Regions from separate parts of the Homo sapiens genome. Here region 1 is linked to region 2. A link is a contact called in ENCODE Hi-C or POLR2A ChIA-PET data. All regions are on one chromosome and are shown on one strand. The core of a region is the stretch at or near the end of the contact, and the rest is flanking DNA. Distances in the headings are between cores, read along the strand shown.

What was found. Hi-C counts contacts between places; a loop is a spot of excess contacts on that map. ChIA-PET counts read pairs that join two places held with the same protein, here RNA polymerase II (POLR2A). Pooled maps may share reads with other maps.
Region 1: a map of gastrocnemius medialis shows a loop between it and region 2 (10-fold over the local background). The contact joins the promoter of LINC00674 here to the enhancer-like site in region 2. A Hi-C loop is called at or near these places in 3 of 168 maps with a recorded cell type or tissue (PC-9, ascending aorta and gastrocnemius medialis) and 5 of 50 pooled maps. POLR2A ChIA-PET finds 5 or more read pairs at or near these places in 2 of 52 experiments (T-cell and naive thymus-derived CD4-positive, alpha-beta T cell).

The regions. Positions count from the first base shown.
Region 1 is chr17:68,099,834-68,103,246 of GRCh38, forward strand. It overlaps LINC00674 (long intergenic non-protein coding RNA 674), which reads left to right and starts at 1,722. Exons shown (of 6, transcript NR_027418.1): 1 at 1,722-2,126; 2 at 3,110-3,225. LOC124904048 (a long non-coding RNA gene) reads right to left here and starts at 1,663. Exons shown (of 2, transcript XR_007065885.1): 1 at 719-1,663. RefSeq lists enhancers at 1,063-1,842, 1,843-2,621 and silencers at 1,587-1,726, 1,777-1,836, 1,997-2,156.
Region 2 is chr17:67,961,350-67,965,076 of GRCh38, forward strand. It overlaps BPTF (bromodomain PHD finger transcription factor), which reads left to right. Exons shown (of 28, transcript NM_182641.4): 25 at 2,863-3,055. Among named protein-coding and RNA genes, the nearest start is that of C17orf58, 33 kb to the right of the region's middle. Within about 2 kb of position 2,087, at least 5 of the 41 ENCODE cell types and tissues checked have a DNase peak (open chromatin) inside an H3K27ac peak, as active enhancers do; they include PC-9, where a contact is called at or near this core.

The DNA.
Region 1 (3,413 bases), core at 472-2,971, 140 kb after region 2:
CCTTGGAGAACCTTTATGTCTAGCTCAGGGATTGTAAATACACCAATCAGCACTCTGTATCTAGCTCAAGGTTTGTAAACACACCAATCAGCACCCTGTGTTTAGCTCAGGATTTGTGAATGCACCAATCAACACTCTGTATCTAGCTCAGGATTTGTGAATGCACCAATCGACACTCTGTATCTAGCTGCTCTGGTGGGGCCTTGGGGAACCTTTGTGTCCATACTCTGTATCTAACTAATCTGATGGTGACGTGGAGAACCTTTGTATCTAGCTCAGGGATTGTAAACACACCAATCAGCGCCCTGTCCAAACAGACCACTTGGCTCTACCAATCAGCAGGATGAGGGTGGGGCCAGATAAGAGAATAAAAGCAGGCTGCCAGAGCCTGCAGTGGTAACTCGTTCGCGTCTCTTTACACAGTGTGAAGTTTCAGTTTTTTGCTGTTTGGGTCCACACTGTTTTTATGAGCTGTAACACTCACCACGTAAGTCTCCAGTTTCTATCCTAAAGGCAGTAAGACAACAAGCTCACCGGGAAGGATGAACAGCGCCGGACACGTCGCCTTAAGAGCTATAACACTCACCACCAAGGCCTGCAGTTTCACTCCCGAGCTAGTGAGACCAAGAACCCACCTAAAGGAAAAAACTCCGAACACATCTTAAGGTCAAGAAGGAACGAACTCCTGACACGCCACCTTAAAAGCTGTAACACTCACCACCAGGGTCTGTGGCTTCATTCTTGAAGTCAGTGAGACCAAGAGCCCACCAATTCTGGACACAATAGGGCTGAGTGCGGTGGCTCAGGTCTGTAATCCCAGCACTTCGGGAGGCCAAGGCAGGCAGATCATTTGAGGTCAGGAGTTCGTGACCAACCTGGGCAACATAGAGAAACCTAAATGTCCCTCCTAAACGTGTCTTTACCAAAAATAAAAGAATTAGTGGGGTGTAGTGGTGCATACTGTGATCTCAGCTACTGCAGAGGCTCAGGTGGGAGGATCATCTGAGCCTGGGAAGTTGGGACTGCAGTGAGTCTGGGTGACAGGGAGACCCTGTCTTAAAAAAAAAAATTTTAGCAGTATAGTTACAAGGTCAAAGGATATGGTACATCTTTAGAAAGTTGTTATCTTTCTGCTCCTGAGATAAATACAGTAGTGTATGAACAACTCTTCATACGTTACTCCAAGGTTTATCTTGTTAATTCTTTAAGACGTATCATCTCCCTATCCTTGGCTGCACCTGAAAAGAGCGGGACTCTGCAGGTAACCCGATTTTCTCCACCAGGTGAGTCCCGGATGGAGGCGTCAACTACAAGACCAGGAACAGCACTCCTGGGGCTTTGCTGGAACCATCGGCGTGGGAATGCTGTCTCTTCCCTCGCCAGAAATACGACAAGTTCCCGGCGGGTAGCAGACTTGGTTCTAATTTTCCTCGCCCCAGCCTCTTGGAGCGCCCTGCATGCTGTGGGCGTCTAATAAATGCAGTCGGCCCTGCTTGGTCTAAAACTCTCCCTTGAGTGGACCGGACACTAAACCCCTCCAGGGGTCACAGCTGCCGCTCCCGCCGCCACTTTGCTCCTTGCCTGCTCCCTTCCCGCGTTCCGCCTGGGACCCTCGGCGGCAGCTCACACCTTCCCTCAGTGCCGGTGCCCGCTCCGGGCATCTGGCGCGCGCCCGCCGGCCCCGCCCCGCTGACCCCACCGGCCCCGCCTCCCATCTCCCCCTCGCCCCCCCGGAGCCGACAAATGGCCGCGGCGGCCTCAGGTCCGGCGTCACTCAGACAAGGGGGCGGGTGGAGGAGGAAGCGGCCAAGTCCACAGTCCTGCTCCCGTGCCGCCGAGCACCGCCCACCTCAGCTGACCAGCCCTGTCCGCTACTAGGCCTCGCCTAGAGGAGGGAAAGGCCGTGGCGTCCGCTCCCTCCGCGGCTCATGGCGACGACGCTTGGCACATCCGGGACCCTCAGGCCGCTGCAGTCGCGTCGCCGGCTGCTCGGGCCCCAGCCCCGGCCGCTGTGGTGACTCCGCCGCGCCTCGCCGTCGCCCCCGTCCCGCCCGCCGCCCCAGCCGCCAGGGACATGTCTAACCTCGGAGGCCGTAGGAACGGGCCTGTCGAAGTGCGCCTGACAGGTGAAGGGGGCGCGGCGGGCCGGGCTGGGCAGCCGCGAGGTGGGCGAGCTGGCAGGGGTGCTTGTGGCCTTGGGAAGGGCCAGGGTCGCGATCAGTGGTGAGTTGGGGGTCGGAGGTGTGGGAAGGCCTAGTTCAGAGAGAGCAATTGGAAAACCACTTGTTCCGGTTTGGACATTGTTTAAAAAGCCGAGGATGACTCGGGGCGGGGGGGTGGTGTTTTGTGGAGGGGAGGGTACACCAGTTCGCATCGCAGGCGGATTTCAGGTCGGAAAGTCTTGGTCAAGGAGCCCGACGCTGCCTCCCGGGGCTCGGGGAACAGCCCCTGGGCTACCGCCCAGGTGAGATCGTGAAGGGGATGAAGAGCTCCCGTGGCGAGGATTATTGAATTCGGTTGCTGACTGCGCGCAGTAAACACTCCTTAAAGATGGAGCGCTTAACGGGAGGGTGTGCGTCTGTGTTCCCGGGTTGTTACCTTGCACACACCCACTTATGCCCGCGTGAAAAACCTTTACTCCCCGCCGCCGGCCACCGCTGCCAGGGTCACACACCTTAAACTCACGTCTCTCTGAGGAGGGGAGACAGGTTGACTTCCGGTGTGCCTGTCTGATCCGACGGCTTGGGCTCATTGTACACTGTGTTTTGGAAGTGTCTGATTGTAGGGTGGCATGTTTGGGGGTTGTTCCTTATAGGCCGCAGAACTTGTGTCTCACTTCTAGCTCCAGACCTGCTTTAAAAACACACTTTTTTTTTTGGTGGGGGGGCGGAGAGGGTACAATTCTAAGTATGTCCTCATACAAATTTTCGAACAAACTTTCTGTTACTCTCCCCACCCTCCCCCTTCCTTTTTCGAAATGGAAAAGAGTGTCCAGAGGGGTTGCTAGATAGAAGACTACACTTACAAAGTGTTTATGATTCCAGGTGCATGAAATCTTTAACATTACAGGTACGTTTTGCTTACAGTGCCATTTTTGGTATTCTTACAGGGACATGCCACCCCCGTTTTAGGAGAACTTGTATTTGGTTTGAGAAGGAATTGGAATCACGGCGTTATCCTACCTTCACCATTTACCCCTGATAAATTGTCCACGTTTATATTTGGGTGAGTGGTGAGAAAGATAATTTTCCGTAGAGGATTTGTGTGTGCGTGCACATGTACTAATAAACTGTAATTATATTTGCCCACACTAGACTTTGAGATTTATTTGGACTAATTTTGCAGTTGAATGCTTGTGTGTCACATCCCAGTCCACTGGCTAAACTTGCTGGATGAAAACTTGCAGTGAATTT
Region 2 (3,727 bases), core at 837-3,336:
GAGTTAGTGTTTCTAAGGAGTGTTTCGTAATCTCTTGTCCCAAACTAGGCTGGTTTGGGAATCCAGTGAGAGTGACTGAAAACTGAAATTCAAGTCCTGAACATCCTTCCAGAACACAGCCTATCACCCTGTGGAGATAACACACAAACTATCTCAGAGGACCCCCACCTGTGGCAGTGAAAATCATGTGAGAGTCATAGTTCAAAAGAAAAAAGTGCTGGGCACCGTGGCTCATACCTGTAATCTCAGCACTTTGGGAGGCCGAAGTGGGAGGATCACTTGAGCCCAGGTGTTTGAGACCAGTCTGGGCAACATAGAGAGACCCCGTCTGTACAAAAAATTGGCCAGGCGTGGTGGCTAATGCCTGTAATCCCAACACTTTGGGAGGCCGAGGTGGACGGATCACCTGAGGTCAGGAGTTCGAGATCAGCCTGGCCAACATGGCAAAACCCTGTCTCTACTAAAAATGCAAAAATTAGCCAGATGTGGTGGCACACACCTGTAATCCCAGCTACTCGGGAGGCCGAGTCAGGAGAATCGCTTGAACCCGGGAGACTGAGGTTGCAGTGAGCCGAGATCATGCCACTGTACTCCAGCCTGGGAGACAGAGCAAAGCTCTGTCAAAAAAAAAAAAGAAAAGAAAAAAAGCCGGGCCTGGTGGCGCATGCCTATAGCCCCAGCTACTCGGGAGGCTGAGGTGGGAGGATCACATGAGCCTGGGAGGTCCAGGCTGCAGGGGGCCGTGATCCTGCCCCTGCTCTGCAGCCTGGGCTATACAGCGAGACAAAAGAAAAAAAGAAAAAAGTTAGTGGTAACAGGATAAACTACATAACCATATATTATTCCTTCACATTCATGAAGCAGGTCAATTTGAAGCTTGAGGACGACTTCCATTCCTCTAGGTGAATCTGCCAAGAAATGCCTTGGTAGAACTAAGAGTGCCAATGGTATCAGCAAGGCCAGTCTGGTTCCCTGTGATTCATGGTAATTCTCACTATGACTTTGACATGGTGTTCCTACACAGTGCCTATCAACACTTATAGACACACTGTGTAAGCGTTTGTTACATTTACTTTTCCTTTTGTCATTAGGTCTTTTGTTACAGAGGCCACTCTGCTCTCCACAATCACACATTTACACAGCTCCCCCTTGCCAAGCAGTGTAGACCCTCACAGGCTTTGGATAACTATCCTTGCATCATTCTCCACACCTTGTCCCCGGTGTTGAACTGAAGCATCTCCTTCCACGTTCCCTGCCCGTTAGTTAGCCAGGCCACTGCCCACATTGTCACAAACATTATATTAACAGGAAAACTGGCCCGTGCCATATTCCATTATGAGAGGTTATTTTTAATTCGATTAAATTCCAATGTTTATTCAGAAAACCTGGTAGAGATTGAATTACTCTATGTACTTTCTTAGTTTTCTTCTTCATATCATATTTTGACCATTTATCTTCTACACCTGGCTGACCTGCATGTTCCTTGTAGTGTAACTTCTACTTGGTGTTTGCGCTTTGCTTTGTTTTCAAATTTAAATTGTGAGATACATTTTCAAACCTATCTAAGAAATAGCCCTGATATTGAAATGGCTTCTGTGGAATAGGTTTGACAGATGTAAGTCTTTGATTCTTTGGCTTTGGTTTTTGTGCCTGTTACAGTTTTACACACATTCATTCAGAGGAAGACATTACCATCAATGTGTTGTTTCTTTTTTCAAATTCCAGTATGTTTTTAAAGACCCATATTTCACTAAGCAGTGTACTTGTTGAAACTGATGTGAGTGACTTTATGTTTCCACATGTGATAGAGCATCAGATACTGGAGTTTGCCAGGAGTAGAATGGTTGGATTCAGAAATGTTTAGCTGACTCATTGCAGGAAGTTACACTGTAAAAAAGTGAATCAAGGCAGGGAAGACAGATTTAAGTACCATGCAGCTCAAAATGACAATTACATTGTCATTTTCATTGTGAATACTTTTAGGTTCTATATTGGCTGTGATCTTTGTACTAACTGGTATCATGGAGAATGTGTTGGCATCACAGAAAAGGAGGCTAAGAAAATGGATGTGTACATCTGTAATGATTGTAAACGGGCACAAGAGGGCAGCAGTGAGGAATTGTACTGTATCTGCAGAACACCTTATGATGAGTCACAGTGAGTTCTGATAAGAGCATCATATTTAATAATTTAGGAAGCCAAATTGCTCTGACTGGTTACTTATTTATTTTAAAATAAAAAGCAGATTTTTTTCTACATTTATTATACACTTACATTACAAATTCCTTTTCATTTTTCTCTTTTTCCCTTTTTACCTACCCTTCAAAATTTATCTTGCTTCATAGTGAATGTTTGAGACACATTGGGGAAAATGTGGTTTAATGGTAGATTTGATTCTTCAATATGTAACATAGAAATTAATGAGATTAAAATAGCCTGACTTGTTTGGACTTTATCAGTGTTTGAAATGGTGCTTTATTGTAGGTTAGAAAAACACTAATTTGGGTACAAGCTCTGAGACTCTGTTATTAGCTTATAGGATTTTGAACACCCATATGGTACAGTACTAGTTGAAAGATTTTTGGCTTTGTTTTCAGCTTTAAAATCAATTGAATGTTTCATATTTATCTTTAAATTGGTTCTCCAGTATTACACAGTGTTCTTATAAATTTTTTTACTGCTTGTTCTTAACATCAAAAATACTAAATTAATGAACTGGAATGTCAATCTTGAAAGTATTAAAACCATAATACTAAAACTATTTTATATCCCAGGGTTTAGCAAATTTTCAGGTGCATGCTTTATTATAAGTAACATCATCCCATGTGTTTTGAACTCACATTTCCATTTCGGATCTTGCAGATTTTATATTGGCTGTGATCGGTGTCAGAATTGGTACCATGGGCGCTGCGTTGGCATCTTGCAAAGTGAGGCAGAGCTCATTGATGAGTATGTCTGTCCACAGTGCCAGTCAACAGAGGATGCCATGACAGTGCTCACGCCACTAACAGAGAAGGATTATGAGGGGTTGAAGAGGGTGCTCCGTTCCTTACAGGTGAGACCCCTCTGTGTGCAGCATTTCAAAATGAAATCAGCCAGCATAATTTTGGAAGCATTTCTAGGATTTCAAGTTTCCAATCTTAGAATGATTATTTACTGACTCCCAGCTAGTCTAGTGAAGTGCCTAACAAACTGCAGTCCTTCACGTACCAGTGCCATGAGCTTTACCATATCCCCACACCACGTCAGCTTATCTCACACTCACAAGAGTGTTAACATGACTCACTTCTTTATACATTTTATTTTTAAGGAGACTTCCTCTCACCCCCATGGATTGAGAAGCAGTATGATTAGATTATAGTTGTTCTTGGCCGGGCATGGTGGCTCATGCCTGTAATCCCAGCACTTTGGGAGGCCAAGGTGGGCGGATCACAAGGTCAGGAGATCAGACCATCCTGGCTAACACGGTGAAACCCCGTCTCTACTAAAAATACAAAAAATTAGCTGGGCGTGGTGGCGGGCGCCTGTAGTCCTAGCTACTCCGGAGGTTGAGGCAGGAGAATGGCATGAACCCGGGAGGCAGAGCTTGCAGTGAGCCGAGATGGCGCCACTGCACTCCAACCTGGGCGAGAGTGTGAGACTCCATCGCAAAAAAAAAAAAAAAAAAAAAAGATTATAGTTATTCTTTTCCTTATGAAAAACAAAAAGGGGACTGGGCGTGGTGGCT